Linked DNA regions of Homo sapiens: region 1 is linked to region 2. Evidence: chromatin loops called from intact Hi-C (ENCODE). Cell type or tissue: PC-3. All regions are shown on one strand. Each heading gives the region's core, and the rest is flanking DNA. Links, peaks and the distances in the headings are about the cores only. Region 1 holds the start of LOC107985915 (MAGE-like protein 2). Region 2 holds the start of AQP7B (aquaporin 7B).

Region 1 (16,333 bases), core at 3,342-11,341, 380 kb after region 2:
GGACTGGGCCATGGCAGTGCCTGGTCAACTCCAGGGCAGGGCCAGAAGCAGGACAGGGCCAGGGCCAATGCTCAGGCCAGGGACAGGGCATGACAGGACGTGCCAGAGCAGGGCTGGGCCAACGTTGGGGCAGGGCAAATCAGACCAGGACACCTCCAAGTCCAGCTCTGGCCCTGCCTTGGCCCTGGCCCCTTCCTGGCCTGACCTTGTCCCTGGCCCTGCCCTATCCATGCCCTGTGTGTTTGACCAGTGTTTTATAACCAGAATCCTACAAGAAACTTAAATTAGTTCTTTTTGTGCATTTTTAGTAGGGATGGGGTTTCACAATGTTGCCCAGGCTGGTTCCAAACTCCTGAGCTCAAGCCATCTGCCTGCCTTGGCCTCCCAAAGTGCTGGGATTACAGGAGTAATCTGGCCAAGTATTTAACTTCTTTATGCCTGTTTCCTACATTTGGAAAATGGGGATGCTTTAAGTACCTAGCATATAGAATTATTATGAGAATCAATGCCTCACATATTTACATGTTGATAAAATTATACTCATAGGACACTACTGGAAGCAAAGATAATATTAGTTAAAATTTAGTGATTACTGCAAATATCATTACTATTACAAACAACATAGTATAGACATTACTACTACTATAGTTATCTTAAAAATCTAAAATAAAAATTTTACGTAATAGCCTAAAGTAATCTCTCCTGCTCTGCCCTGGCTCAGCCCTAGTGCCGGCTCTGCCCCTAGTCCTACTACATCCCTGGCCCTGACCCTTCCCTGGTCCAGCCACTGCCCTGGCCCTTCCCATCTTCAGGCCTTACCATGGCCCTACCCTGGTCCTGAACCTGCCCTGGTCTGGTCCTGACCCTGGCCCTACCCCAGAGAAGGGGTATGGCAGAGCCAGGGAAGGGCCGGGGCAAATAAGGGACAGGACACATCCAAATCCAGGAAAGGGCCAGGGCCATGACAGAGCCAGGGCGAGTCCTTGGCAGGGCCAGGTTCCAGGCCAGGACCAGGAAAGGGTCATGGCAGGGTCACTGTATGGCCAAGGTCCAGGCCAAAGCCAAGGCAGTGGCAGGGTCAGGTCTGCATAAGGGCAGGACCAGAGCCAGTGATACGGCAGGGCCAGGGCCAGGGCCAGGACTGTGTCAGGACAGAACCAGAGCAGAGCAGGGCAGGACCACAGCCAGGCCATAGAGAGAGTAGGGCAAATGCCAAGGCAATGCCAGGGTAGTGCCAGGGCTGAGGCAAGGTCAGGGAAGGTCCAGGGCTGAGTCGAGGCTAGAACCAAGACAGGGGCAAAGGCCGGGGCAGATCTAGGGCACAAGCGGGGCAGGCTAGGGCAGGGCAATGGCAAGACCAGGCCATGGCAGGGCCAGCCCAGGATAGAACAGGGCACAGGCAGGGCAGGGGCAGGGCCAGGGCCACGGCTGGGGCAGGACAAGGACCAGGACTGGGGTCCAGGCCAGGGCAAGGGTATGGCCAGGGCAGAGGTAGGGCCAGAGCCAGGGTCTGAGCAGGACCAAGGCAGTCTATTGCAGGGCCAGGGTTCAGACCAGGGCCAGAGCAGGGCTGGGACAGGGCCAGGGCCAGAACCAGGAAAGGGCAATGTCAGGACAAGGGCCATGGCAGGACCAGCAACGGGGCTAGGACCAGGACAGGGACAGGGACAGGGTCAGGGCTAGGGCCAGAATAGCATGCCAGGGTAGAGCCAGGCCAAATTAGGGCCAGGACAGGGTCAGGACCAGGGCTGGGCCAGGGTATGGCCTTAAGTAGTGAAGGGCCAGGGCCAGGGCCAGGGCCCATGCCAGTGCCAGCGCCGGTCCAGGGCAGACGCAGGGCCATGGCCAGGTCTAGGACAAGGCTGGGGCAGGGCCAAGGTCTGGGTCAGGGTCAGCACAAGACCAGGACAGAGCCAGGGGAGGGACAGGGCCATGGTAGGGCCAGGTTAAATCAGGGACAAGACACCTGCAAATCCACTTCAGGGCCAGGGTCAGGGCAGGGCCAGTTCAGGGCCAGGGCCAAGACAGGGCCAGGGTCAGGGCTGCCAGGGTCATTGGCAGGGCCAGGGCCATGGCAGGACCGGGGTCAGGAGCAGGGGTCAATGCCAGGCCAAGGCCACAGATAGGACCAGGTCTGTGCTAGGGCCAGTGTGAGGGCCAAGGTGGGGTCAGGGCAGGGCCAAAGGGAGGGCAGGGCCAGGGCAGGGTGGAGCAGGCCCAGGGTAGCACAGGGTTAAGGTAGGGCACGACCAACCAGGGCAGGTCTATGGCTGGGGCCGGGGCAGGGCCAGAGCCAGGGCACGGCCAAGACAGTGGCAGCTCCAGGACAGGGCCAGGGTTAGGACCACAGACATGTCCAAGGCCAGTGCCAGGGCAAGGGCAAGGGCAGGGGCAGGGCCAGGGTCATCTAAGAATTAGGGACAAAGCCAGGCCCAGAGCTGGGCCAGGACCGGTACCTGGCAGGGCTAGGGTCTGAGACAGGGCCACGGCAGGGCCAGGGCCACAACCAGGTCTGTGCTATGGCCAGGTCCAACACAGTGCCCAGGTAAGGCTAGGGTGAAGGCCAAGGTAGGGCCAGGGCAGGGTCAAAGCCAGGCTAGGGCCAAGGCAGGGCCAGGGCCGGCAAGGCAGGGCCAGGAAAGCATAGGGCCAGGGCAGGGCAGGGCCAGGCCAGTGCCAAGACCTGGGCAGGGCCAGGGCCAGGGCCATAGAAACGGCCTGGGCAGGACCAGGGTTGGGGCAGGAGCAAAACAAGGGCAAGGACAGTACAGGTTCTTGGCACAGCCAGGGTCCAGGACAGTGTCAGGGCAGGGCCAAGGCAGGGTCTGGGCCACGGTAAGACCAGCAACAGGGCTGGGGCTGGGTCAGTGACAGGACCAGAGTCAGGGCAAGGGCCAGAGCAGTGCAAGGCCAGGGTAGGGCCAGGCATTTCAGGGTCAGGGCCATGGGAGAACCAGGGCAAGGTCTCAAGCAGGGAAGGGCCAGGGCCAGGACAGGTCCAGGGCAGGGCCACGACAGGACCAGGGGCTGCATTAGGGCAAGGGCAGGGCCAGAGCAAGGTAAGGGTCAGGGCCAAGGCTAGGGTACGGACAGGGCAAGAAATATGGCAGGACCAGGGGCAATGCCAAGGCCAAGGCTGAGTCAGGGCTGAGTCAGGGCAGGGCAGGGCAGGGCATGGTATGGCCAGTGCAGGACAGGACAAGAGCCGGTCCACAGAGAGAGCAGGGCTGATGCCAAGAAAGAGCCAGGCTAGTGCCAAGGCTGAGGCAGTGTCAGAGCATGTCCAGGGCAGGGCCGGGGCCGGGGCCAGAACTGAGCCAGGGCACAGCCAAGGCAGGGTAGGGCAGGGAAATAGCATGGCCGGGTCAGTACTGGGACAGGGCAGAGCAGGGCAAGGCGATGGTAGGGGCAGGGCAGAGACAGGCCAATGCAGAGCCATGTTACACAGGGGCCAGGACAGCTCCAAGTCCACTTCAGGGCCAAGGCTATGGCAGGACAAAGACCAGGGCCAGGGTCAGAGCCAGGTCTGTGCTGGGCCTAGCGAAGACTAGGGTGAGGGCCAAGGTAAGGCCAGGGCAGGGTCAAAGGCAGAGTAGGGCCAGGGCAGGGTGATGACACACCCGGAGCACAGCAGGGCAGGGTGATGGCAAGACCAGGGGCAGACCACTGCCAGCTCAGGGCCAGGGAAAGGCCAGTGCAGAGCCAGGAAAGGGTCTGGGTCTGGGTCAGGGCCAGGAACAAGGCAGAGCAGGGCCAGGGCCATGGCAGAGTCAGGGCAGGTCCTTGACAGGACCAGGTTCCAGGCCAGGGCCAGGGCAGCAGCAGGGGCAGGGCCTGGATAAGGGCAGGGCCAGGGATATGGCAGGACCAGGGCTAGGGCCAGGGCCAGGCCATAGTGAGGGCAGGGCAAAAGCCAAGGCAGGGTCAGGGCAGGTCCAGGGCAGGTCCAGGGAGCGGCCAGCACCAAGCGGGGCCAAGGCACAACCAGCGCAAGGTAAAGCAGGGCAATGGCACCACTGGGCCATGACAGGGCAAAGTCGTGCCAGGAGAGGGCAGAACAGGCAGGCCCATGGTGGGGCCAGGGCAGGGATGGGCCAAAGCAGGGCCAGGACATTTACAAGGCCAGGTCAGGGCCAGAACAGGAGCAGGACCATGACCATTGGCAGGGCCAGTGCCATGACAGGACCAGGGTCAGGACAAGGGGCAGGGCCAGAGCCAGGGCCAGAGCCAAGGTCAGGCCAGTGCAGGATCGGGGCAGGGCCAGTGCCAGGGCAAGACCAGGGCAGGGACAGGGTAGCACGGGGCCAAGACAGGGACAGGATGGGACCAGAGCAGGACAGGGCCGAGAGTCCAGGTAACAGTAGGGCAGGTACAGGGCAAGGCAGGGCAGTACAGGGCCAGATCCACGGCAGGCACAGGGCAAAGCCAGGCCCATTGCCAATGCACCAGCCCTCCCTACAAGGCTCCTACCACCTGGCCACTGCTGCAGCCCGTCCATCGCTGTAAGCCTGACTCCCAACCCTGCCTGCAGCCGCCTGCCCTCCTAGCACGGCCGCTCTCCTACCGTTCTGGTGCACTGCAGTCTCCGTCACTGCCACCCACCCGCAGCGAGGCGAGCCGTGGTGTTGCACGCTCTAGGTGTCTCCTCCTCCTCCTGGCACGGAGCAGCTGGGTGGGCAAAGCCAGAAAAGCCTAGAGGAAGTTGTGAGGAGTGGAAGCGTTAGAGCCTCAACTTGTCATGCTGGCCACTGGGTGGCAGGGGCCAGTTTCAGCAAAGGCACTCACACCCACCCTCCAAAGTCCAGCCTCTCCTTTTGGCCCAAGCTGGCCGGGAACTGGGGTCTGGGGTGGGTGCTGGAGACACCACAGCACCCAGCTCCCCACTCCACAGGAACCATTGGGCCCACCGGGGCTGCACTCCTCGGGGAACAGGAGAAGCAGACAAATTCAGACCCAGCCAGCCCTCCGCACCCAGGTGCCAATTCCTGTTCCGGACGCCTCCACACACAGGGCCCAGTCCCCCGTGGTGTCCCCAGGGGTGCCTGGCAGCCTCTGAGGCACAGACCCAGAGTGCACAGGCCCAGGAACCACGGTGGGTGTGGGGGCTCTGCCATGCTCAGGATTCCCATGCAAACGCTGCATGCCCTGCCGCACTCCAGTATGACCAAGAGTGGTTCGCCCTCTGGAGTGTGGAGTCAGGGAGAGGAGAACCACTCCTTCCTTGGATGCCAACTCTGTTGACTGCTGCCAGCAGTGCAGCCCCTGATAGCACCGAACTCGCCCCCGCTCCACGGCTAGTCCTGCCCTCAATAGCGCCCCTCACCTCCGTCCCCCAATGCCGCCAGTAGCGTATACCCGATATGCCCTAACCTGTCCTCCTCCATGGGCGTTGCAGCCCCAGAAAGCACCCATAACCCACCCTCCCTGCCGTGGGCAGTGCAGCCCTGTGCAGTGCTACCAACCAGTACCCCTAATGCAGGCAATGACACCCTGGATAGCGCCCCCAACCCACCCCACACTGTGAAAGGTGCAGCCCTGGATAGCCCCTGTCCTACCACTCTGGTCATGCTGCAGTCTCTGTCACCGCCACCACCAACTACAGTGAGGCAAGCCAGTGGGCCGCAGGCTCTAGCTCCCAGCAGCCAGGCATGGAGCAGCTCTCGCTGATGGCCGGCTCCTACCACTCTGACCACGCTGCTGTCTGTCTCCGTGGCCATCTTCTTTCACTGCAAAGGAATAAAACTAGGTATCAATAAGAAAAGTAATTTTGGAAACAATACAATCACATGGAAGTTAAACACTACCCTCCTGAATAAATGACTAGCTGGTCAATGAAGATACTAAGACAGAAATTCAAAAATTTCATGAAACAAAGGGTAATGAAAACACAGTATACCAAAACTTGTTACGCAGAAAGCAGTACAAAGGCAGAGATTTACAGCTATAAGTGCCTACTATCCAAACAAAAGAAAAACTTCAAATAAACAATACATCTTAAAGAACTAGTAAAGTAAGAACAAACTAAACCGAAAATAAGAAAACAAATAAGATCGTAGCAGAAACAAAATTGAAATAAAAAACACACAAGATTAAACGAAAAGTTGGTTTTCTGGAAAGCTAAACAAAATTGACAAACTTTTAACCAGCCTAAGAAAAGAGACAAGATTCAAATAAATAAAATCAACAGATTAAAAAAAGGAGACATTACAACTAATACTTCAGAAATTCAATGGATCATAACTGGCTATCATATGCCAATAAATTGGAAAGCCTAGCAGAAATTGGCAAATTCCTAGATGCATACAACCTACTTAGGTTAAACAATGAAAACATCCAAGACCAGAACAGATTGGTAACAAGTAATGAGATTGAAGCCATCAGAAAAAGTCTCCCAGTAAAGAAAAGCCCAGGAACTGATGTCTTCACTGCTGATGGCTTCACACCAAACAATTTAAAGACCTAGTACGAATCCTGCTCAAACTATTTTGAAAAACAGGAGGGAATACTTCCAAACTTATTCTATGAGACCATTATTACTGTGATACGAAAATCAGATAAAAGCATCAAAGAAGAAAACTACAGGCCAGGATCTCTAATATTGATGCAAAAATCCTCAACAAAATACCAGTGAATCAAATTCAGTAATACATTAAAAAGATAATTCATCATGATCAAGTGGGATGTATCCTTGGAATGCAAGAGTCACTCAACATATAATGTGATACATCATATCAACCAAATAAACGACAAAAACTGTATGATCATGTCAACTGAAACCGAAAAAGCATTTGATGAAATTCAACATCCCTTCATGCTATAAATCCTCAAAGAAACGGGCACAGAAGAAACATACCGCAACATAATAAAAACTACAGGAAAGACACCCACAGCTAGAATCATACGGAATGCGGAAAAATAGAAAGCTTTTCCTCTAAGATCTGGAACATGATAAGGATGCCCCCTGTCACCACTGTTGTTTAACATAGTACCAGAAATCCTAGCTAAAGCAATCAGTGCAGCCCCTGATATGGCCCCCAACCCACCCTGCCCCCTACCACCAGCAGTGTCGCCCCCCCCAATAGCACACCCAACATACCCTAACTGCCCCGCCTCCCCGCACCATGGGCATTACAGCACCCCATAGCGCCCTCAACCCCAAACCGCCACCCCCCCCACAGCCGCACAGTGCAGCCCCAGATAGCACACTTAACCCACCTCACTGTTGCCAGCAATACAGTCTGGGATAGTGCCCCCAACCGGCTCCCCGCCAAAGGCAGTGTAGCCCCGGTTTGAGCCCCCAAACCGCCCCCCCGCTGCAGGCAGCACAGCCTCAGATAGCACACCCAACCAGTCACCCAAGACGGGCAGTGACGCCTGAGATAGGGCTCCCAACCCGTCCCAGGCCACCAGCAGTGCAGCCTGGATAGCGCACTTACCCCGATGCCTTTTTCTACACTCTGGCTGGCTGCAGTGTCCATCGCTGCCACCAACCACAAACATGGCTGCAAACAGGAAGGATTTTATTCACCGTCGATGCGGCCCCGAGTTGTCCCAAAGCGAGGCAGTGCCCCAAGGTCTGTGCAGAGCAGAACGCAGCTCCGCCCTCGCAATGCTCTCCGGGTCTGTGCCGAGGAGAACGCAGCTCCGCCCTTGCAAAAGCACACAGCGCTGGTGCCGGCGTGGCGGAGAGGCGGACAGCGGCGGAGAGGCGGCCAGCGTTGGCGCGGCGGAGAGGCGGCCAGCGGCGGCGCGGCGGAGAGGCGGCCAGCGGCGGCGCGGCGGAGAGGCGGCCAGCGGCGGAGAGGCGGCCAGCGTTGGCGCGGCGGAGAGGCGGCCAGCGGCGGCGCGGCGGAGAGGCGGACAGCGGCGGAGAGGCGGATAGCGGCGGCGCAGCGGAGAGTCGGTCAGCGGCGGCGCGGCGGAGAGGCCGACAGCGGCGGCGCGGTGGAGAGGCGGACAGCGGCGGCGCGGCGGAGAGGCGGACAGCGGCGGCGCGGCGGAGAGGCGGACAGCGGCGGAGAGGCGGATAGCGGCGGCGCAGCGGAGAGTCGGTCAGCGGCGGCGCGGCGGAGAGGCCGACAGCGGCGGCGCGGTGGAGAGGCGGACAGCGGCGGAGAGGCGCACAGCGGCGGAGAGGCGCACAGCGGCGGCGCAGGCGCGGAGAGGCGCACAGCGCAGGCGCTGGCGCGGAGAGGCGCAGGCCCAGGTCCACTCCCCAGCTGTGAAAGGGTAAGAGCTGAGGGTGGCTGAGACTCGGGGTTGTTCAGGGCGGGGTGGGCTCTGGACCCAGGAGGCCTGGCACCCAGGTCAGGGCTCCAGGGGAGGCCAGATGGGCGAAGGCCAAGAAGGGGCCGGGGCTGGTCAGGAAGGGCTCCTGGTGACCAGAGCACTTTGCGTGAGCCAGCGTGGGAGGAAGGTGGGCTGGATGAGCCAGGGAGGTGCCAGGAGGGGCCTTGGCAGAGGCGACCACCTCCGTCAGCCCCCAGGCCACTGAACCCTGGGTAGCGAGAACCGACAGGGGAGGCTGCAGACAGAGGAGTGGAGGCTCCCCTGCTTTGGGGGCTCTGAGTAGAAGCATCTAGGGGGTCCCTCAAGAGGCCCCCAAACGCTTCCCCCGGTGAGAAAAGAAGGCGCAGAGAGGGGCACGGCGCCGGCGCCGGCTCAGGCTCAGAGGGGCGCACAGCAAGATTTGCTGTGATTTCTTTTATTGCCCCAAGCGTACCTCACCTTGGTAGATTTCTATTGGCTTTAAAAATGTGTGTGTTTTGCTGTTGGGGAGTGGGGTGTTATACGGATGTCAAATTTTGCTGGTTGACTGTTCAGATCTTTTGTAAATCCTTGCTCCTTTTCTGCCTAGTTTCACTCTGTCACTTACACTGGAGTGCGGTGGCACGAACATGACTCACTGCAGCCTTGACTTCCTAGGGTCAAGTACTTCCCCTGGCTTAACCTCCTGAGTAGCTGGTACTATAGGTGTGTGCCGGCACACCTGGCTAAATTTAAAATTTTTTGGAGAGATGAGGCCTTGCTATATTGCCCAGGCTCGAACTCCTGGCCTCAAGCTATCCTTTGTCTTTGCCTCCCAGAGTTCTGGGATTACAGGCATGAGCCACTGTGCCCGGCCTCTGCCTAGTTTTAACAGTTGCTAAGAGGAGGATGTTGAAGTAGATGTCTTCTTGGTGGGTTAATCCTTTTGTCATTAAGCAGTTGTTATGGTCACTTCCTTTTCACCCCATTGGTGAAGGAGGGGTCCCTGCCCTAAAGTGTAGGAGATGGCTGAACACGACACCTGGCGTGGATGGATGAGATTGACAGCAGTGTTTTAGTCACATATACCCACAGCTCAGAGGAGGACACTGCATGCCACACAGGGTCAGATGGGCACCGCACTCTGTAGCGGAGTGAGGGCTGGGGGCTGAGGAAGCAGGCAGGCTTGGTAGTAACAAGAGCACACGATGACCAATGGTTCCCGAGGGGGAGAGCAATTGGCTTGTTTGAATAAATTCATGGGCTGGCAGACAGGTGAAGTGAAACTTCTTAGGCTGAGGTGCAACTGTTCTGGCTGATAAAAGAACTAGCCAGGTGGGGAGCCTTTCCTGTTGGGTGGCGGGGTAGGGGGTGTCTGGTAAAAACAGGAAAACCCACAGCTAGGCCTTTGGGGCCCTGTGAGGCTCAAAGATGTCAAGGCAGCATAGGAAATTTTAGATCTTAAAATTCAGCGAAGACCCTCTCCAGCTCTGGTAAATTATTTTGCTTGAAGTCTACTTCATGAGATATTAATATATTCACTCCTGCTTCCTTAAAAAATTAATGATTTCACAGGATAACTTTCTCCATTCTTTTACTTTCAACCTACTTAGGTCCTTAAGTGAGTTTGAAGTTTCTTATGAACAGTATTTAGTTGGACCATGTGTTTATTATAGGCTCTCCATCAATCTGTCTTTTGGTTTATTTAGACCATTTACATTTAAGGTGCTTATTGTTACATAATTGCTTATGTCTGATGTTTTTATTATTTGCTTGTTTCCTTTTTCTTTCCCTCCATCTTGATCTATTTCTGTATAATGTTGTTGCGTGTATCTGTTTGTATAGTCTTAAAGTGTTTGCTCTGGATGTTACAATATGTGTATTGTAATATAGTAGTCTACTGGTACCAGTATTTACCACTTCAAAGTGTGGAAACCTGCCTTGGATTTATGTCTCTTTACCTTTTCCACTTGTATAAATCACTGGCTTGAGTAGTACGTGGTGGTATAGTTTTTGTTTCAGTCGTCAAATGTGATTTTAAGAACTGTGGATTGTCTCGTGTATGTATCCACATTTCTGGTCTTTCCTTTGTCCCTCCTCCCATAGTCCCATATTCATCCCTTCTGCATAAGAACTTTCTGTAGCCATTTTTTATTTTGATTTTTTGTTTTAATTTTTTGTATTGTGGAAATGACAGAACATATTTCTGTAGCCACTTTTTAGCATTTCTAAATTGACCAGTGACAAATTCCTATATTCTCTTCCTCTGAGAATGTCTATATTTCTCTCTTCATTTCTGAAGGGTAGTTTCATGGAATATAGAATTTGCAGCCAACAGTTTTTTTGTTTGGTTGGTTTTTTTAAGCACTTGAAAATGTTGTGCCACTTCCTTCTGGCCTCCATGGCATTTGAGTTGGCGTGTCCCTACAGGCATTCTGCCATTTTTGCTCTTTGTTTTTAGTTTTGAAAGTTTAATCAGTGTTGCTTTCTTTTGGTATACTTTGAGGTTTGCTCAGCTTCTTGAATCTGTAAGTTTATATCTTTCACCAAATGTGGGAAGCCTCAAGAATTAGTTATTTGCATGCTTTCGCAGCTCTGGTCTCCTGTGGGACTCAGATAACATAAATGTGGGGTCTTTTGTTATCGTCCCACAGGTCCGTGCAGCTCTGTTCATTTGTTTTCAGGTTATTTTCTCTCTATTGTTTAGACTGGGTGAATTCTGTTGATCAGGTTTCAGCTTCTCTGATTCTCTCCTCTGTCGTCTCCACTTTTACTCAATAGAGCCCATCCAGTTAGATTTTTTTAAAATTTCTGTTACTGTATTTTATATTTCTGTAATTTCCATTTGATTCTTCTTCAGTTTCTTTGCTGACGTTTTCAGTTCTTTGATTGTTGACATAGGATTTGTAGTTGCTTGTTGAGCATTTTTATACTGACTGTTATAAGTGATGAGTCAGGTGGTTCCAACATCTGCCTATGTAATTTTTTTATTTTTGCAGGCAGTCCTCCTGTTTAGGTTTAGTCTGTAGGTCTTGGTCTACTTTGTGGGCTGTGATTCCAATGGCAATTTAATTTCAGAGCCTTCATGGTGTTATTTTGGTCTGTTTGGCTAATATGTGTCACTGGGATTCTCCCACCAGTCCCTGCTGTTGCCCACCTGAGGGAACAGGGGAGCTGCCCCAGGCTGGGCCACCTGCTGCAGCTAGGTGGGTGGGGAGTGGTGGTTGTGTTGGTGTGTGGAGCTGGTTTTCTTGTTGTGGGGAAGATCTCCTTTGATCTGCGGGGACTGAGTCTGCCTGGGTTGCCTTCTATTGCTACGTTGGGAGTTGGGAAACTCTGGGCCTGGGTCACCGTCCTATTGGATGAGGTCCAGGGAGACACCTGGCCACTATGCATTCCCTAGTCCTAGAGTCCCTCAGCAGCCTTTTTCTGTCCACCTTTCGGAATTCTCCATTGATCATCTCCTGTCTATTATTTCTAGAGGAGGGTATAATGTGTTATCTTCTCTAGACCAGAAATCCTTAGTGGTGGTTTCGGGTTGTAACTGTGCTAAAGGGAGAATTGGCGTATTTGTGATGTCGAGTCTTCCTTTTCAAATGAGGACATACCATTATTCAGTATATAATATTTACAACATCTACTTCCTTGGGTTGAAGAATGTGGTTAAGGCAATGAAAGTACTTAACACAGTGCCTGGTGTGGAGAGCACTTACGAGTGTTGGTAGTGATGCTATTCCTTTTGTCCTTTGGTAGCATATTAAAGCTTTTCTTCTTTTTTAAATAAATAAAGTTCTGGTGCACTTCTTGTTAGGTTTATTCCTATTTTATCCTTTTTTGCTTTTATTACAAATAGGAGCTTCCTATCTTTTATAACATCTACCTGGTTCTTTGGCCCTTATGTGAAAATGTTTTAATAGCCTTCTAAACATTGCTCTCCCAAATGAGTTTTAACTTGCCTCTTTCTTTTGTTTTCCTTTTTTTGAGACAGGGTCTCACTTTGTCACCCAGGCTGGAGTTCAGTGATGCAATTATGGCTCACTGCAACCTCTGCCTCCCGGGCCCCCAAAGTGCTGGGTTTACAGGTGTGAGCCACTGCACCCAGCCTTACTTGTCTATTTCTTTTAAGAGTGGGAACTATAACTGAACCCAGAGCTCCAAAAACAAATGAAGGAATGAATGAGTGAATAAGCTCTTCCCATGGGTTTGGTGTGGTTTGGGGCTCTACTCTTAATCTAAATGCTATGTTTTATATGATCTAAAATTTCCCCTAGGTGTGTTACACGATCGTGTTGTGTTGAACTTACATTGAGACTCCTTTTCACATGTGCTGGTTATCAGCATGGGACTTTTCCATTCACTCTTTGAATTATTCATTTGGGGGACACAGATAGACCTCTGTGTCTTTCATAAAAAGTGTCCATTGGCCGGTTGCAGTGTCTCATGCCTGTAATCCCAGCACTTTGGGAGGCTGAGGAGGGCAGATCACGAGGTCAGGAGTTCAAGACCAGCCTGGCCAATATGGTGAAATCCCATCTCTACTAAAAATATAAAAATTAGCCAGGCCTGGTGGCGGGTGCCTATAATCCCAGCTACTCGGGAGACTGAGGCAGTAGAATTGCTTGAACCTGGGAGGCAGAGGTTGCAGTGAGCTGAGATCGTGCCACTGCACTCCAGCTTGAGTGACAGAGTGAGACTCCGTCTCCAAAAAAAAAAAAAAAAACAAAAACGAAAGAGTGTCCATTATCTATACTGGAAAAATTGAGATTGGGATTTTTGACATGAAGTGCGGAAATGTGGATTGGGTCAATTTAGTTTACCTAAACAGATGATGAAATACTGTTTTACGAAGCATTCCCTAGTGCAAAGTTTTGCCTGTGTGTCTAGTGACGGGAACAGTAAGAATGAGGCTTGGAACGCGGAGCGCATTGTGGGCCTGTCGTGGGTGGCGCCAGCAGCACATGCATGCCTGGCTCACAGAGCAGCCTTTGGGTGTTCTTTTCCCAGAGGAGCTCTACGGTGACTTTGAAGACTTGGAAACAGGGGACATGCACAAGGGAAAATCGGGCCCCGACACTCAGGTATGACTTTGTCGTAGCTGGCTGTTCTTGGTCATTGTGTTCTGAGAGAGGCCCACATTGAGAAATGCAAATCTTACTTGTGATGTGTGAAGATTGCAGACTGGATGGATAGATTCCTTCCTAAAGGGTGGGGATGTGGGGACCAAAGAGAAGCTTTCTTGTTTACTTGTTAAGTTTTGGACGACAGTTACTACTGTTTCTTGCCATAGTCATTTGCCAAGACTACTGTGATTTTTCACTCACAGAAGTCTTAGCTTCTCAGACTTACATTCAACCATTGCCATCATTCTCCTCTTTTTAAATTTAAGTGTCATTTAAAAGAATGAAGTTCCTGTTCTCCCTAATATTTCTTTAGAACAGGGTCTGGGAGCATCTGGGTGAGGGACATGTCTGTTATTTTTATTCTAGTTTGTGTTCCCAGCCAGCTTAAGGAATAGCAGCTAATTGTAATGCAGATGTAACAATTTCCTGTAGCAGTACCATGTTATTCAGAGACAAAGATTATGTTGTGTTTTGTTTTGTTTTATTGATAACGATAACAGATTTTTGCTAAGATTTTTGTTTAAATAGAACTTTAAAAAATGTAATGTTTAAAGAAAAGACCTTCATAAACATACACAAAATTTTTTCTTCTGGAAATTTAAGAATGAAGATATAGAGAAACAAGGAAGAAATTGACCCCGACGAAGAAGAAAGTGCCAAGAAAAAGCATTTGGATAAGAAGAGAAAATTGAAGGAGATGTTTGATGCGGAATATGATGAAGGAGAAAGCACATATTTTGATGATCTTAAAGGAGAAATGCAGAAAGAAGCACAGGTGAGAAACCTCAGTTCCTCTCAGCCCCTTGTCAAGACTATCACATAGTGCAGGAATCCCTGACTGTCTTTGGGTCCCTGCTTCCTATCCTGCTTCTGTGCCTTTCATTTGGACTCCTGGGTAGATGCATGTGAGTATGTTTATTCATGCAGTGAGCTCATTGTTTCTACAGTCAGAAGATCACCAGAAAAAGATCCATACCTATTTTGTAACAAGAATTAGGAAACCGAAATGACTGAGACATGGTCTCTACTTTTGAGACTTTTACAATGTAGTGATCTGAGACAGTGTGTTCATTTCAGTGCAAGCCAATGCTGCCTATTCCGATCGCTGCTCCCTGATTTGAATGGCAGGTGATCAGTGGCCCGTGTGGCTTATGGACACACCAGAGCTCCCAGGGGAAGTGCTCTGAAAACTCATCCTGGTCAGAGTTCAGAAGGACACGTGGAGTATAAGGTCAGATGCGGAGATAAAGGGAGATGGTGTGGCCCTCCTGCCTGGGGTTGCTGAGCAGGTTGCTGGAGACAGTGATGTCACTCTGAAGGAGACAGACACAGAAACGTGTGTACAGTTGATGGTGAGCATCTGAGTTGCGTCTTGTTAGTGAGGCCAGGAGTGCCTGTGTAAGCTGGAACAGATTAGGTATATGATTTGTGAAACGGAGTTTCATCCTAGATCTTCATCTAGTCAAAGGACTGTTTCCTGATTAGGCATTAGCTTAGTGGTTGCTAGTCTGTGTTGACCTTTGAAAGGCATGACTAGGCTAACTCTGAAGTTTTTGCTTCACACCATTTACAATTTAAAATTACCTAGAGCCTTGTGGGCCATTGGAAAAGACTGAATGTTTCACTCTGAAATGGGAGTCCTTGGAGGGTTTTGAGCAGAGGAGAGACATTCTGGTAATCAGATCACTCTGCCAAGACATCAGTCTGGTAGAGATCAGTCCGGTGGCACAAACCAGAGGGCTGGCAGTGGAGATGAGACAAAGAGTCAAACGCGGATAGAGTTTATTTGGAAGCTGGGTCAGTAGGATTTCCTGGTGGACTGAATGTGGGGTGTGTGAGAGGAAATGAGGATGGCGACTGGAAGTTCCTGGAAGGATGGGTTGTTGCAGGTTAGATAGGAAACTGTCTGCAGATGCAGTTTTGGGAAGATGATGTTTGGTTCGGCTGGGTATCATGCAGACAAGCGGAGTGTCAAGTCTGGAGAGACAGGTCTGGCCAGGGACTTAGATGTACAGCCCTCAGCATGTAGATGCCACTTAACTCTGTGAGGTGGCCGGGGAGTGAGTGCAGAGTGACTGGGAGGAGGAAGACTGGCATGGGCGAGATGGGGCGATTGCGGCCGTGAGGCCTGAGCAGTGCCTAGGAGGGAGAGGGAGAAGCAGTGTGAGCATGCAGGCACGCAGGAGTCCAGTTGTACACGGAGGCGAAGCACTGTTCAGATCCCGCTGCAGTGTTAACTACGGTAAAGGCAGAGTTGACCACTGGAGGAGTCCTTCAGCGTGGAGGCCTTCAGCGATCTTGGCAAACACCAATTTTCATGGATGTAGGAGAATGGGAGCAGAGGAACTGGAGGCTGCAACTGTGGAAAACTTTTGTGGGGTTTTGCTGCAGAGAGAAGCAGAGAAATGAAGCAGTTTTTGGTGGAAGAAGTGGAATCAAAAGGTTTTGAGGTAAGAGAGAGAACAGAGGGAAGAGCTGTTGGAATGAAGTCCAGGAAGAGTGGATGGTGTCTAGTGTGCAAGTGATGTGTGGCCCTGAGTAGAGGCATGGACAAATCATCTGTGCCTGAGCTGCCCGTAGAACTTTCTGTGATCATGGAGATGCACGTCTGTGCTTCCCAATATTGTAACACTGGCCGCAAGTTGATATGGACCACTTCCAGTGTGACTAGTGTGATTGAGGAACTGCATTTTAAATATTATGTAATTGTAATTAATTTTAATTTAAATAGCCACACATAGCTCCTCTATGGGCCAGGTCAGAGCTCTGATAAGGCTGGATATGGGAGGAAACCCTGGTAGAGGGTTGACCTTAGAGGTTCTTTTGGTTTTGGAGTGAATCAGGAAACAGCCATCAGCTGAGTGAAGGTGAGGGTGGTGGTGGGTGTTTGAAGACAAGGGAAAAGTGTGAAAGAATTATTTGGAGAGGAAGGAAAGAAAGTGTGGACTGGGGATGTTTCCAATGTT
Region 2 (16,333 bases), core at 4,999-12,998:
GTTGGGAGTTCGAGACCAGCCTGAACAACATAGAGAAACTCCATCTCTACTAAAAAATACAAAATTAGCCAGGCGTGGTGGCACATGCCTGTAATCCCAGCTACTTCGGAGGCTGAGGCAGGAGAATCACTTGAACATGGGAGATGGAGGTTGCAGTGAGCCGAGATCTTGCCACTGCACTCCAGCCTGGGCAACAAGAGCGAGACTCCATCTCAAAAAAAAAAAAAAAAAAAAAAGAGGAAGAGGAGGGATACAGATACCTCTAAGTGTGGCCTTAGTCACTCTGCTATCTCACTGTCTGCATGCCCGGAAGCTGACACCAGCCCCTCAACTCCTCTGGCCAGCCCATCCTTGCACATCACGTACTGCCTTAGCTGCAGGCCTTTGCACATGCCAGTCCTACACCGAGAATGGTCTCCTGCCTCCCCAGAGGCTCCTTTACCCGCCAGCCTTCTTTTCTTGACCTAAATTTCCCTTTCTCTGGGAGAGCCTCCTACCCTCTCCTCTAGGCCATTCACTTCTTCCACATGCCCCATGGTGCCCACTCTTTCAGCTGGGGCAATGCTCATCACAATGCATAGTAATTGCTCAGTTAGGCCAGGCACAGTGGCTCACGCCTGTAATCCCAGCACTTGCCGAGGCGAGCTGATCGCTTGAGCCCAGGAGTTCAAGACCAGCCTGGGCAGTATGACAAAACCTCATCTCTACGAAAAAAAAATACAAAAATTAGTCAGGTGTTGTGGTGTATGCCTGTGGTTCCAGCTAATGGGGAGGCTGATGTGAGAGGATTGCCTGAGCCCAGAAGGCAGAGGTTGCAGTGAGCTGAGATCACACCACTGCACTCCAGCGTGGGTGACAGAGCGAAACCCTGTCTCAAAAAAAAAAAAAAAAAAAAAAAAAAAAAGCTTAATTAATTAACAGTTTTTCTTCCTAAGGGCTGGGATCATACCAGTTTGCTTCACTGCAGTGCCTGAACATAGTAAGCATAGTAGATTCAATAAATCTTTGGTTCCTTGGCTGGTTGTTGCCTGCTCTGTGCTGATGAGAAAGGAGCCAGGCTTCCAGGATTCCCTTGGTGTTCTTGGCTCCCTGCTCTGTCTACCTCTCCCCTGCCTCTATGGTACCTTCCCAGGACTGTCTTTGGGCTGCTGCTTGCATTGGTAGGGTCTCTTCTTCAGGGCTGAGGAGGCTGGTCATGGGATAATGAGATCCCTATACGATGCTGCATGGGAGCTGGAGTTGGATGGGGGCCAGTGGAATATCCACGCAACTCTGCATCCCCCTCAATCTACTCATCCCTGGTTTTGTTTCTCTGGGGTAAGGAATACAGCAAGGACTGGGATGGGTGAGCTATGAACAGAGGGTCTCAGCTGAAAAGTGGAAGATGTTTTGTTCCATGCCTGGACGTCTCTCATTCCCTCTGCTTACTTTTTGCTGCTGCGAGGTCAGGGGAATTTAGGAGCCCTGAGGAATGCTGCTGCTCTCCCTAGCAGGGCGAGGTGACCCTCCACTGGCTCCCATCCAACCCCACCTCCCATGCTGGAGGTAACCACAGAAGAGGAGAGAGAAGTGGACAGAGCAGAAAGACAAGAACACCAAGAGAGTCCTGGAAGCCTGGCTCCTTCCTCATCACCACACAGCAGGCAAGACACAGTAAGCAACAGATAACCACCAACCAGCCAATGAACTCAAGATTTCTTGAATCCACTATGCCTAGAATGTTCAGTCACTGCAGTAAAGGACACTGGTACAATCCAGCCCGTGGGAAGAAAAGCAATCAATTGAGCAATTACTATGCAGTGTGATGAGCATTGCCCCAGCTGAAAGAGTGGGCACTGTGGGGCATGTGGAGGAAGTGAATGGCCTAGAGGAGGGGGTAGGAGGCTCCCAGAGAAAGAGAAATTTAGGTCAAGAAAAGAAGGCTGGAGGGTAAAGGAGCCTCCAGGGAGGCAGGGATCACTCTGGGCGTAGGACTGACATGTGCAAAGGCCTGCAACTAAGGCAGTATCCAATGTGCAGGAATGGGCTGGCCACGGAGGAGTGGAGGTGGCATGAGATGGGCAGAGAGGGGCCAGAGCCAGGTGGCAGAAGGCCTCATGGCCCACATTAGGGAGTCTGAACTCTACCAGAGGGCCATGGGCCAAGTGGAGGATTTCAGCAGGAGAGCTGCCTCCCCTGCGGAGGCCAGGATGGAGGAAGTGGAGTGGAGGCAGGGTGAGCATCAGCTTCTCCACAGATGGGTGGAGAAGTGGTGGCAGCCTGAGCCACAGAGATGGCAGTGCCAATGGCCACAAGAGCACAGTCAAGCTGACAGGCTTGGTGTTCGGTTAGAGAGGGAAGGGAGCGGGGCAGCTCAGCGATGCCCTCAGGTCCTGGCTAGGGCAGCGGAATGACTAGCGTGGGGCACAGCAGAGAAGCTGTGGGAGAATGGACAAGGAGGCCCTTTCTGGACATGTTGAGTGTGAGGAGCCCGCTAGACACTTGGGTGGGATGGCCAGTGAGGAGGCAGCTGGTCATGTGGTCTCACTTACAGACACATTTGGAGGACAGCAAATCACAGATTGTCATCTGAGCCATGGGCATAGATGAGAGAGCTCAAGGAGAGGGTACAGACTAAGAAGAGGGGCCCAAGAAAGCCAGCCTACAAAGCAAGAAACTGACAGCCAACCAGATCCCCTAAGTAATCTGCTAACCAAGGAACTAAATAGCTAACAACTCACTAACGCCTGTTTCTTTTCTTTTTCTTTCTTTTTTTTTTTTTTTTTTTTTTTTGAGACAGGGTCTCACTCTGTCACCCAGGCTGAAGTGCAGTGGCACAGTCAAAGCTCACTGAAGCCTAGACTTCCCAGGGTTCAAGTGATCCTCCCACCTCAGCCTCCCAAGTAGTTGGGACTACAGGAGCATGCCACCATGACCGGCTATTTTTTCTTATTTTTTGTAGAGATGGGGTTTTGCCATGTTACCCAAGCTGGTCCCAAACTCCTGGACTCAAGCAATCCTCCAGCCTCAGCCTCCCAAGGTGCAGGGATTTCAGGCGTGAGCCACCATGCCCGGTGGCTTACTAACCCTTTGACTAACCTATCAAAAACCAACTAACTGATTCTCCTGTTAACCAGCTATTAACTCATTGAATTATCTAATCAACCAGTCAACCATAAACTATCCAACTAACCACGAGCCAACAATTCAACCTGCTAACCAACATTTCTTCATTCAACAAACATTTGTTGGCCAGGCATGGTGACTCATGCCTGTAATCCCAACACTTTAGGAGGCCGAGGCAGGTGGATCACTTGAGGTCAGGAGTTCAAGACCAGCCTGGCCAACATGGCAGAACCCCATTTCCACTAAAAATAAAAAAAAAAAATTAGCTGGGCGTGGTGGTAGGTGCCTGTAATCCCAGCTGGGGTGGGGGCTGAGACGTGAGAATCACTTGAGCCCAAGAAGCAGAAGTTGCAGTGAGCCGAGATCATGCCACTGCACTTCAGCATGGGCAACAGAACAAGACTCCATCTCAAAAAAAGAAAAAATTTTTGTTGAGCACCTACTTATGAGTCAAGCACCAGGGATACAAAGTCAAAACCCACTCTCCACTCTTGGGTCACTCTGTTTAATAGAAGAGATGGGTAATGGCAACACCACCAGAGAGAAGCAGCCTGGGACTGGGGGAGCTCAGGGGAGGCATGGGAGGTGAGGACTGAAGGGAGTTTTGAAGAATGGGCGGGTGGTGGCCTGACATGGCCATGGGGGAGTAGGGTGGTGGTAGAAAGAATGGTGGAAGCTGTGCACATTCTAGATATTTTAGGAGATTGGTGACTGGATGTGAGGCATGGGGGAGAGGGAAGTATCAAGGACATGACCTTGACTTCTGGCTTGAGCAACTGAAGAGAAGGGGACCCCTGACTGAGCCAAGAGCACAGGAGGAGTGGACTTGTGGGGGGCGGAGGAGGCTGTTTCCATCTAGGAGCTGAGTTGCCTGTGAGACACCAGTGGGTCTCTAGAAACAGGATCTAAAGCCCTGGAAAGAGACGTAGGCTAGAGGCAATGATGTCAACAGAGGGGCACTATTCATTCTCTCCGTCCAAGTATACAACAGGCAAATATCCCTGCTTGTGTGGAGCTGACAGCAATGAAATGTAATAAGTAAGTTCATTTGTATAAGCGAAGGTACCAGCTCCTATGGAAAAAAACAGAGCAAGGAGAGGGGAATTGGGAGTGCAGGGGCTGGAGATGGGGTGTGATTTCAAATAGGGCAGTCAGAGTAATCCTTGTTGAGAAGGTGGCCTTGGAGCAAAGCCATGAAGATGAGAGTGGGCTGTATGTTAACTGCAGAAAGCCTCTCAGATGGAGGGAATAGTCACCAGAGGACTCTCAGCTTGTTTGAAGAAAGCAAAGAAAGTCAGTGTGAGGCCAGGTGCAGTGGCTCACACCTGTAATCCCAACCTTTTGGGAGGCCGAGGCGGGTGGATCACCTGAGGTCAGGAGTTCAAGAACAGCCTGGCGAACATGGCGAAACCCCATTTCTACTAAAAATACAAAAAAAAAAAAACAACAACTAATTAGCTGGGCATGGTAGTGTGTGCCTGTAATCCTGTAATCCCAGCTACTCAGGAGGCTAAGGCAAGAGAATCACTTGAACCCAGGAGAAGGAGGTTGCAGTGACCCAAGATCGTGCTATTGCACTCCAGCCTGGGTGACAGAACTGAATTCCATCTCAAAAAAAAAAAAAAAAAGAAAAAAAAACAGAAAAGAAACTCAGTGTGGCTGGAGGAGGGAGAGCAGGGGGCTGGAGTGGGGAGGTCAGAAAGCTAACAAGGACTACATAGGCAGGGCCTTGGCCATTGCAAGGACTGGCTCTTTTTCACCCCAAAGACAGCTGAGCCTGAGAGGGTGAGAGGTGCTGAGTGCAGTTGAGTTGAAGGCCACCTGCATGCCTTGACCCTCATCCAAGTATTTCTGAGCCTCCCCTCACCCCAGGACCCAGCCCAGGCAACAGGTGGAAGATGCTTTTCTTCTGGGACCTCAGAGGTGAGTGGGTGGGTGGGGAGGAGGAGGTCAAGGGGGGACAGCTGCCCCAAGGGAGAGGCTGAGGATGGAGCAGGGAGGGCACTGAAGTGGGCTGGGTGGAGGACAGGGGGCTGGAGGGTGAGAAGAGGGTGGGGTACTTACCGCCTGTGCCCAGATGCTTGAACCATGTTTTGTCCTTCAGATTTGTAGATGCTGAGGAGCCAAAGAGAGGTCACTAGGGCTGGAGGACACAGAACTTGGCCCCACACTTCCATCAGACCTTGGTCCCCAGGGGAGAAGCCCTGGGGCAGCTCCTGCTAGTGCCACTCCCTTAGCCCAGCCAAGCAACAGGGAGGGAGGAGTGGTGCTCAGCCAATGAGGTGACGTCCTGGAGCCCCACCCCACCCATGCTGGCCCCAGGACCCCAACCCCAGGCCAGACCCTCCAGTGCTCCTCCTGACCTTCCCTGTCTGCAGCCCAGCTTTGGACTGTGGAGATGCCCTCAGCCTCTACTCAGTGGCTCCAGCCTCATATTTGCGTGCTACACCTTTAACCTCAATCCCTCTTGCTGCTAACTTAAGCTGCGACTGTCCAGGACCTGCACACACACATACATGCACACATGCACACACACACACACACACACAGAAGGTGAACACACAGGATGAGGCCCTGAAAACTCATTTCACCCGTGTACCTCACCCAAAAATTCCCCTTTGTACTCCTATCTTTATCTCTGACAGCATGAAGGTAGCCCGAAGTCCCCTCACCCTGTCTGTCCTCCTGATTATCTAGCCCAGTTCCCTCTAGCTCCAGCACAGACTCTTATCTCCAGCCCTGACTGCTGAAACCCTCCAGCCCCAGCTCCAGCCCCTCAGGAGGGGACTGCATGGGAGGAATGACTCCAGCAAGCCGGCAGCTGACCCGTCTCCTGCCTGCACGCCTCCCCCTGTGGTCCACTGCTGGTGGTCTTCAGCTCTCTCTTCGTCCCACCCCCATGGTCTGCTGATAGTCCAGCCCAGTGCATCCCTGCCATCTCTGCTCTACTGCTGGTCCTCCCAACAACCAACTTACAGGTAAGGAAACTGAGGCCCAGAGAGAAGGTGTATGTGCCTGTGTCACACAGCAACACAGGACTGCACCATAACAAGAAAGCCGGGACTTCCACTCCCAGCCAGGGCTCCTTCCCCAAACAATCCCTCAGTCACCTCCTCACTGTATGGTACCCAGGGAATGGCCCTTCCAGATCTGGGCACTGAGGAGGCTGCCCCATCCCCACCCTGCCTGGAGCCCCACTCACTCTCCTGAAATGTCTTCTGATTCTCAGCCTCTGCCTTGGGGGCTTCTCAGTTAAAGCGCATCTTGATCTTCTTCCTCCGTGACTGTCCCTGGCTCAGCTTCCACCCCCAGCTGGGGCTCAGCTATCCCTGTGTCCCCAGTCCAGAGCCTGCCTCTCAGCCCTCCCAGGGCGGCCTCGAGCGCTCCTCCTGCTCCTCCAGGGGAGAGGTCAGTAAGGCAGGGGTTTGGCTGGTGCCACTTGAACCAAGTTCAGATGCACTGCCCAAAATAACATCCCTCGTCCGGCCAGCAGTGCCGTGGAGACCGAGTTCTGAAGCAGGCCTTTGTGAGGTCAGAGGTGGAGTTCTGGGTGGGCACTCTGGGCCTCACAGTCCCAGAGGAAAGGCCTGTCCTCCAAGCCAATGTGCAGGCTGACTCTGGGGCCAGGGCCTGAGGAAGCCCTCCCTGAGCCCCAGCCCTGGGGAAGGCTGAAGAGGCCTCTGAGCCCCCAGCGCTGGGGAGAGCTGTGCAGAATAGGACTGGAGGTGGAAGTGTTGGAGATTAACAGCCAGATGGAGGGGACGGGGGGAAGCCCTGGGTCAGTCCTCAGGGAACCCCCATTCTGAAGGGGGAGAGGGGAACTCAGGCCCAGTCCTCAGGGGTCCCCAGTCTGAGAGGAAGGAGGACACACGAGCCATATTTGCAGAGAAACACCAGCCTGCGAGAGGAGGTAGAAGCCCAGGCCTGGCCCTCCAAGGGCCCCTAGTCTGAGGAGCAGTCCACCTGCCCTCGGGAAAACACCTCCCTTAGGAAAGGCCAGCAAAGCCCCCATAAAGGAGCCACAGCTGGATCGGGGCATGGGGCTCGGGGCCCAGCGGCGTGGGAGCTCTGGGACCGAGGTGCAGTCAGGAGAGACCCTGGGGGCCAGCGGCAGTCCAAGAGGACTTTTGGAGCCAAGGCCTGACTGGGTCTCAAACAATGGGGCAGGCAGTTTGGGGTTTCAGCAGGTGGCCAAGTGCTGAGACACAAGGGAGTTGTTTCTGGTCTGCAGACACTGAGGACACTTGCTATGTGGCGTGGTGGACAGTGGGTAAGTCCTGGGAATTTCTGGCACCAGGTTCCATGGATGGGAAGGGGCATAGGATTCAGTTGCCCAAAGCTCAGGTGTGGGAATGGAACTGTCCTGTAGAGGGTGCCAAAGACCAGGTCTGGAAACTGCATAGCCCCAGTCCCCACCCCTACACACACCGTCCCACCCCTTCCAGCTTTTTCTGCAGATCTTTCTGCAGGGGTGAGGCAGGGAGAGGAAGGGGTCAGCCGCAGTCCTGGGGCTTCCTAGTCAGAAGCCCTCTGTAAGGCACTAACTTCCCTCTTCCCTCTGCAGATTTTTTTTTTTTTTGAGACGGAGTCCCACTCCACCCAGGCTGGAGTGCAGTGGCACAATCTTGTCTCACCACAGTCTCTGCCTCCCAGTTCAAGTGATTCTCCTGCCTCAGCCTCCCAAGTAGCTGGGATTACAGGCATGCACCACCAAGCCCAGCTAGTTTTTTTGGATTTTTAGTAAAGACAGGGTGTCACCATATTGGTCAGGCTGGTTTCGAACTCCTGACCTCAGGTAATCCACCCGCCTCCGCCTCCCAAAGTACTGGGATTATAGGTGTGAGCCACTGTGCCCGGCCTCCCTCTGCAGATTCTACGTGGGCTCTAAGCAGCCTCTAAATTGCCTGAACACCTAAGGCTTATTTGCTATTTGACATCTGATCTATTCTGACACTGAAAATTTCAGTGCTTTAGGGTGCTAAAAGGAAAAAAGAGGGTTTGCAAGGAATCCTGCAGTTGCTGAGGGGGTACCCTGATAAGGGAATTTTAAGCAATTACAGTAAGTGTCACTAAACTTTTTAAAAAATCTTTAACCAGATTAAACTTACACAATTTTGTTATAATTTGTGTTTCTGCAGCTTCCAATTGTGGACAAGATAAGGACCATTGCCCAGGCTGTCTGTGGAGCCAAAGATATCGAACTCTGTCCTGAGGCACAAGTCAAAATAGATCGTTACACTCAGCAGGTAAAAGTTGTACTTTTAAGGGAAAAGAAAAAATTCACCTTAGGCTCTCAGAATACTCAGCTTGACTTGAGGATTTGTACATGTCTCACCAGCTAACCTTTGCTTAATCTATTTTCTGGTTAACAAAGATGAAAGTAATATCCTCGGGTAGAGTGCAGACTATATTTAGAACTTTATGGTGAGGCATGTATCCTCTGATCCATGCATCATTTACTTCTGTGACTATAAATGTGTCTGATATGGGTGGTATCCCTGTTTGTAGGTGATGTGTGATCTTTCATCCCTCCCACTCAGCCCAGAATGTTGAAACTATCCTTTGGAGTAGAGCTGCGGAGTCAGATTTAGATGAATTGCAATGCTTCCTCTTCCTTACAGGCCTCTTACTACCTTAAAAATGCTAGCAAGGTGCCAGGGTAGGCAGATAGGAGTGCAGCCTATAAAGATGGGAATGTTTGCTGTTCTTATGCAAGCGGTTCATTGGCTTTTTACTGAGCTGGTCCACTGAGGTTGAAGGCTCCATTATCTTCTACCTCTAGCCACTGAGAAAGGCAAGTAGGCAAACAGCTGGGAAGGTGGCTATGATCTGACAGCATGTGTCATCACCTAGTCCAGTGACAGTCATGATGAATCAACTCCATTACAGGAGGCTCAGCCAACTTTTACCAAAAGGACCATGTGCCTCCAGTGTCCCTCCTACTTTGGTGTAATCAGATAGATAGAAGTCAGAACATTTTAAGAGCCTGCTGGCTAAAGAGCTTCATGATTGGTAGTGTTGACCTTATCTTTAAAAACAATCTCCAACTCCTTACTCTTTTTTGTAAACCCATTTGAAATTTTGTTAAATGCTACCATTGCCAGCCAGGGTATTTGTTCTCCTAGGTTTGGTAAAATAGGAACTCAGAAAGTTCTAAATTCTTAGAATTTTCCCTGATGTTCTTGGCTTACCCTTTACAAAAAGGATTCCCAAGCACTGCTCTGTGCCTAGGCATTGTGGTGAAGTTTTCATTCATGTGCAATGAACCAAGTAAAATAAGGTCATTCTCATGAGATTGCTTTGTTTGTTTTTCCCCTGAGTTTTTAATAATGATATTTAAGACTATCATTTATTGTAATATTAAGTCTTTTCTCCTTTCAGTGTTAAAATGTTATTTCTTTTATGAAGTAATCTGGTGACAGTATATAGCATACTGGTTGGTTTCTGTTTCTTTTTAATATGCCTACTGACAAAATTTTTACATTAGCAAACCTATAGAAATTACTTTAATATTTAACCATGTCTGAAATTCAAAATTCTGGCATCATTCTGAAAGGCAGTTGTGATTCTCACTCAGCAAAATTCTTATCAGTATAGAAGAGTGGAGATTTCAAAAAGAAAATGGCCCCAAGCCCAAGTCCTCCCTAAGTTAAGACTCTAAGATCTTCCAAATAGTTTTAGGCTAAGTCTTATGAAAATTTGACTAAAGATTTCATTCCCTTTATCTCTATCAAGGAAATACTCCTTAAAAGTCGTGTCAACCAGGCACGGTGCTCACACCTCTAATCCCAGCACTTTGTGGGGGCAAGGCAGAGGATCAGTTGAAGCCAGGAGTTTGAGACCACTCTGAGCAACATAGCAAAACCTCCATCTCTATTTTTATTTTTTTTAAAGTTAGTGCCAAGTATGTGGTTGCAATGAATTAGCAAAGCCTCTAAAGGAACACTATGTGCCATTTAATCAGAAACAGGCTTCGAGGACACTGTGCTTTTTGTGAGACACCACGTGTGACTTCCTGCTCTTTCACCTTTGGAACTCTGGGTCAGACATAGACTTTGGTCCTTAAAAACAAGAAGCTTAAATAGTGACCTCATCTTAGTTCTTGTAATGTAGTTGCAGATCAAATAACCATGATTCATGAACCAACACAAAGGAACCCTTTGCTTCTTGACTGACTCCAGAATGAGTGAACAACATGACTAAGAGCCTAGTCGCAGAGCCTTTCTCCAGACTACCTTGCTGGGTCCCGGATATTAATAGTCTTGGAAAGCGGTTTCTACAGCTGCTGCTTTGCCTGAAAATAGCAATGTTTTTCCCAAACATGCACATAACACTGCCTTCTCTTAACGAGAACCTCCAAAATAAACAAAAGTCACCCTTGACCTACTAAACAGTCATCACATGGAGATGAGTTTTTATCCTCACCTTCTTGCTTGTTCAGTGAACAAGTAGTAACAAGCAGCTCCTGCGTGTGCCTAGATCTGAGCTGGCATACCATTGCTGCCGAGACTGTATAAAGTGCAAATTGAAAAACATAGGAGACTCACATCTATATCAGTGAACACATTTTCTTTCCTTTCTTACAGGGTTTTGGAAATTTGCCCATCTGCATGGCAAAGACCGACCTTTCTCTGTCTCACCAACCTGACAAAAAAGGTGTGCCAAGGGACTTCATCTTACCTATCAGTGATGTCCGGGTCAGCACAGACGCTGGGTTCATTTACCCTTTGGTCGGAACGGTGAATGAGTCACATTTTCCAAAAACCCTCCCCATTCTGCATTGTCGCAGTGCCTCAAATCGTTATGCTCCACCCGCTCTTTAAAAATCATGGATTAGGGAGAATTGGGAGTAATTAATAGTACAGTATTCGCTATTTTTCTAAACACTCTGTCTCACCTACCTTTGCCATTGTGGTTTGGGTTTTTCTTTTTTTAGATCATGTGTTCAGGATCCTTAGAGTCATAATACTAATTTCCTTCCTAAGGCAAGTAAGAACATAACTTGGGAGAATTCAGTCTGTTATTTAAATGGTAGAATGGCTTAGGACAGTGGTTGTCAACCTTTATCACACATAGCACCCAAAATGATGTAATCAGTAGGGTTGACTGCTCACACCAGACAGGATCTGCCCAGTCACCCCAAGGGCTGGGGAAAGCAGTCCTCACCCTCTCACTTCCCCAGCACATCAGGTGGGAAGTTCTGGCTTAGGAAATTACTGAATCATATGAATTCTCATTTTTGATGTTGTTGTGATGGGATTACGTTGCTATTGGTTGATTATTCTGTTATTTTGTGTTGTCTATGGAGGTAAAGGAGATGAACAGAGATATAAAAGCTTATCAAAGTGCTTAAAATCCATGAAGATTGGCTTCATTTTGTATAGCTACACAGTGATAGCCTTCCGTTGGTACCATCAGTGGCCTAAATTTGATTTCTTGTCTTTGGGAGTGCTCCTGAATTTGGTTTAGAATAAAAAAGAATTCTTAAAACCTGGCAGATCCCATGGCAAGAAAAGAAAAAAAATTCTAACTCATCATTATCATCATCATTAGTGCAAAGTGATCTGAGCTTAAACAGCATACATTATAATAATTTTTTATAATAAACCATGTGGCTCTATTGTGCAAACAAGCAATAGACAGACAAAAAGTGCAGATTCTTGCCTTGATATTTACATACTTCATCTAATATTGGACACAATGTTTTTTCAATCAGCATCATTTGAATTCTTCCTGCATGTGAGGCACAGAGATTTTAAGATGAGCAGGTGTGAGATGCATGGATTTGAATAGCATAGAGGTATCTGGAGAGCATTGTGTTGGTATTCTGAATGCCCTCAGATCCCAGGGGGATAACAGCTCATTATGCCTGGGGTAGAACTTACCTGGGCTGTGGAAGAAGAGGGGATTCTTCAAAAAGGGCTCAACCTCTGAACTGGCAAAACAGTGAGTTTTGACTCAAAGGCACCAGAGTACTAATACATGACATCCTCTCCTGGGGTGATCCAATGTGGCTGGAGTTGGATGAGGTGGGGAGGCTGGGGATGGGAATGGGAATGGGATTGGGATAGCAGGACGGGGTCACATGGCCAAGGATCTTGAAGACCATCTCATGGAACTTGAATCTGATCTCTACACACTGAGGAGCCACGGTAGGGTGGGTTTTTTGTTTGTTTCTTGGTTTTTTATTTTTTTTATTTTTTGTTTTTAAATAAGGAGGAGAAGAATGTGGTCTGACGTGTATTTTAGAAAAATAGCTCTGGCAGCAATGTGGAGAATGTTTAGTGAAAAGAGAACCAGGCCCAGAGAGGTGGGTTAATTCAGCTGGGGCCAGAGGAAATCAAGGTCCACACTTTGGCCACAGAAGTAGATACGGAGAGTGGGGGTGAATTGCAGACACACTCTAAAAGTATCCTCCTACAGTAGGGGCCGGGTGAAGGGACTGTTCTAGCTTGGTGACTGGCTGGTGATGCCATCACCGTGTCATGGAAAGGACACGGGAGGAGGCAGATTGGCCAAGCCAGAAATGAGCCTGGCTTGAAGAGAGAGAGCTCGGAGGGTTAATAGGATCTAAGGAACAGTCTGTGTCTCCACTGGAAATACAGATACAGCGCTCCAAAGAAAGGGGCAGGAAGGTCGCCCTGGTGGGTTTAAGGATATGGGTGAAGGCACTCATTAAACAAGAGACACAGGGATAGCTGGAAATCAGTGAGAAGAGAGTAAAGGAAGACACCCCTGAAACACCCACTTTAATGCAGCCGACTCCTGGCAGGGGTGCCTTCCAGAAGGCAGGAAGGAAGGAGCAGGGGCATGGCAGAGAACGTCCAGAAAAATCCCACAGACACCGCTCACAGCAATGTTGACACAGAGAGAAGGGTCCAGATGAAATGGGTTCTGAAAGACATTTTCAGGTCTACAGTTCAGATCAGCAGTTGCCAGGAGTTGGGGGAGGGAAGTGTTTGACTGCAGAGGGGCAGGAGGGAACTTGTTGGGATAATGGAAATACCCTATGTTTTGACATGGTAGTGATTCCATGGCTATATACATTCTTCCAGACTCATAGACCTATACACGTGTGTTGCCCAGGCTGGACTCAAACTCCTGATCTCAAGCAATCCTCCCACCTCAGCTTCCCAAGTTGCTGTGACTATAGGTTCATGCCACTGTGCCGGGCCTGTGTATCATTTAGTTATACCTCAGTTAACAAAAATGGGTACTGAAGAGCTTGCTGTATATTCCTTAGAATGGCCTCAGTCAGCCGGGTGCGGTGGCTCACGCCTGTAATCCCAGCACTTTGGGAGGCCAAGGTGGGGGGATCACAAGGTCAGGAGTTCGAGACCTGCCTGGCCAAAAGGGTGAAACCCCATCTCTACTAAAAATACAAAAATTTGCTGGGCATGATGGCGGGCACCTATAATCCCAGCTACTCGGGAGGCTGAGGCAGGAGAATTGCTTGAACCTGGGAGGCAGAGGTTGCAGTAAGCCAAGACTGTGCCATTGTGCTTCAGCCCGGGTGACAGAGCAAGACTCCATCTCTAAATACATACATACATACATACATACATACATACATACATACATAGAATGGCCTCAGTGATGGCCACTTTACTCCTGAGCTTTAGTTGGCAAAGGCCTTGGCTTAGGGATAAGAGGGCAGCTGGACAGTGCAGGCCCAGAGAGACTGGACCATCAGGGGAAGTGAGGGGTGATGGAGGTGCCCAAACAGAGCATGAAATGGTAGAGTAGATGAGAAGGTTAGCCTCGATCACGATCTGTCCTGTCCTATCCTCTGCGGACTCTAAACCCCGAAGCAGTTCACCCAACAAATTCATTCACTCGGCCAATGCTGCATAAGGCACTCAGCTCAGGGCTACAGGAAGCCCCAACCTAAAGAAGCTTTCTCTGCTTCAGGTAGTTTACAGCTGGTAGACGCAGATAGAAGTGAATTAGCAAAGAAAATAGTTTGATATAAAAACTGTGCATTTAACTGCAACCTTAATTCACTTCTGAGCATTTAATAGCCATTAAACAAAAACTAGATCAAATTACTACGTTGGGCGTATATCACTTTTATAACATGAAAATACAGTAAATAGGGCAATGATAAACTGCAAGTGCTTGGGGAGAAGGCTTAACTCAGGCCAGTTGCAAGAGAGTGAGAACACAGACGCAGCCTGTGGGAGCGGGCTCTGTGCCATCACCTGGCCGGTCCTGGCTGTGTTGCTGTGTTTTCGCACCTCAAAAGTTGGGACAGCAAGGAAAGGCCATCAGAGCTAGAATGTTTCTATAAGAAGTGTATTCAGTATGATTTGTCTAGCTCTGACTAATGTGTGCAAACCCCAGATTCCACTAAGCAAATGCAAGATTGTTTTTCCCTGTTAATTTGTTCCTGGGCCCTTCTTGCTTACTGTGTTGGGCATTGGAGAGGGGGTGATTGACTTCTTTCTTCTCACAGTGTTTTCTCTCTCTCTCTCTTTTTTTTTTTTTTTTTTTTTTTGAGACAGAGTATTGCTCTGTCACCCAGGCTGGAGTGCAGTAGCATGATCTCGGCTCATGCAACCTCCGCCTTCCAGGTTCAAGTGATACTCCTGCCTCAGCCTCCCAAGTAGCGTGGACTACAAGTGCATGCCACCACATCTGGCTCATTTTTTATATTTTTCATAGAGACTGGGGTCTCACCATATTGGCCGGGCTGTTCTCAAACTCCTGAACTCAAGTAAGCCACCACGCCCAGCCATCTCTCACAGTGTTTTTTAAAACAACAACGCATTTTCACAACAGTTGGCCTGGAGAGGTGTCCAACCAAGTTGGAATTCATAGCAGATATCCATTTGAAGTTAATTTTTGGTGTATTTGACTGTTTTCCATTGACTTCAAAATTGAGGCAGTGAGAGAGACTTGAAGAACTTAGAATATGAACCCTTTTCTCACTGGCAAACATGGGACATAGAGGCATGTCTTGACAGCAATTTATGGCAACACTCTGGGCTGGAATCTAGGGGTTAAGCAGCCTGGCCGGTTTTGTAAATTAGCCAGGCCACCCTCAGAGTCAGTTTGAGGGTTTAGTGGGAAGCCTGAATAAAAAGAGAAGTTAAACTTTTAAGAAAAGGGTCAAGCTTTAAAACTGGAATTGGCTTTTCAAATTTAATGAGTAAAAAGAAACCCCAAAACTGGAATTGTAATTGTGGAGAAGTACAAATTATAATATTTGGAATATCACCTACAAGGAATGAAACTATCCAGAAGCATTTAGATGGTAGTCATTGATTGTAGGGCATCTCTGGGGGCAGGGTGGCTCCTGGCACTGTAGAGAAAGACCGTCGGTGCTTCCGTCTCCCAGTTGGAGGAAAGGGATACACTGTGGAGGTCCCAGCAGCTTAGGGCCTGCCCCCATGTGGTTATCTCTGCACGGTTTCCTTCCCTCTGTCTTCCTGTAACTCTTTCACCCTGGCCCCTGTGCCCTTTCTGGGCAGAGGGTGACAGGAGGCACTGCATGGGTGCATTCTTTTTTTTTTTTTTTTTTTTTTTGAGACAGAGTCTTACTCTGTTGCGTGGGCTGGAGTGCAGTGGTGTGATCTCGGCTCACTGCAACCTCCATCTCCCGGGTTCAAGTGATTCTCCTGCCTCAGCTTCCCGAGTAGCTGGGATTACAGGCGGCCACCACTACGCCCAGCTAATTTTTTCCAATTTTAGTAGAGACGGGGTTTCACCACATTGTTCAGGCTGGTCTCAAACTCCTGACCTCGTGATTCACCTGCCTCAGCCTCCCAACGTGCTGGGATTACAGGTGTGAGCCACCGCCCCCAGCCAAGTACATGCTTTTTTTCCTCTTGTTGGGATTGGCCTGGGCTATACCTATCTCATGGTGGAAGCCTGCCTAGGGACCAGGCCCTAGAAGACCAGCAGTTTATTTAACTGGGTTGGCCTTTGTCCCCACTCCCTGTGACCCGGCCCTGCCATATCTTTACCCAGGTGCACCACTGACATCATTGCTCGGCTGGACTCTGGAAAGCAGGAAATTGCTGGAGCATGTTTGGGGCATCAGTGATGTCACCCGCTACGAATGCCGGGTGGGGTTACTGGACTGAGGGCCATGAAAAAAGAAAGCTGCGGCCCTGCCCCGTGGACTCACTGCCATTCTGTTCTTTCTCACGTTTCAGTTCAGCTCACTTTGTTTTCCGTCCCCCTCCCCCTACTGTAAAATTATGTACTCAGTGTTTCATTTCCT

What was found. A loop is a pair of places that touch in the nucleus more often than their neighbours do. Peaks named below come from ENCODE experiments on the same cell type or tissue, not always from the same donor. Only the 100,000 strongest peaks of a DNase experiment are listed, where the experiment ranks them.
Region 1: a loop joins it to region 2, with 15 times the contacts of the local background. A loop is called at or near these places in 2 of 110 quality-filtered maps.

Annotation. Positions count from the first base shown.
Region 1 is chr2:94,200,206-94,216,538 of GRCh38, reverse strand. LOC107985915 (MAGE-like protein 2) reads right to left here and starts at 8,578. Exons shown (of 5, transcript XM_047446873.1): 1 at 8,471-8,578; 2 at 7,437-8,236; 3 at 5,556-5,726; 4 at 4,565-4,692. The coding sequence starts at 8,578. The coding sequence ends at 7,451. It also overlaps the pseudogene BMS1P23. In PC-3, for the core only: no CTCF peak of the experiment used is centred there; no DNase peak of the experiment used is centred there.
Region 2 is chr2:94,577,384-94,593,716 of GRCh38, reverse strand. It overlaps AQP7B (aquaporin 7B), which reads right to left and starts at 6,406. Exons shown (of 8, transcript NM_001382497.1): 1 at 6,308-6,406; 2 at 5,170-5,220. The coding sequence starts at 5,195. It also overlaps the pseudogene LOC100133920. In PC-3, for the core only: a CTCF peak has its summit at 7,466 (motif pointing right); DNase peaks (open chromatin) are centred at 8,948 and 10,446; H3K27ac peaks cover 2,905 bases.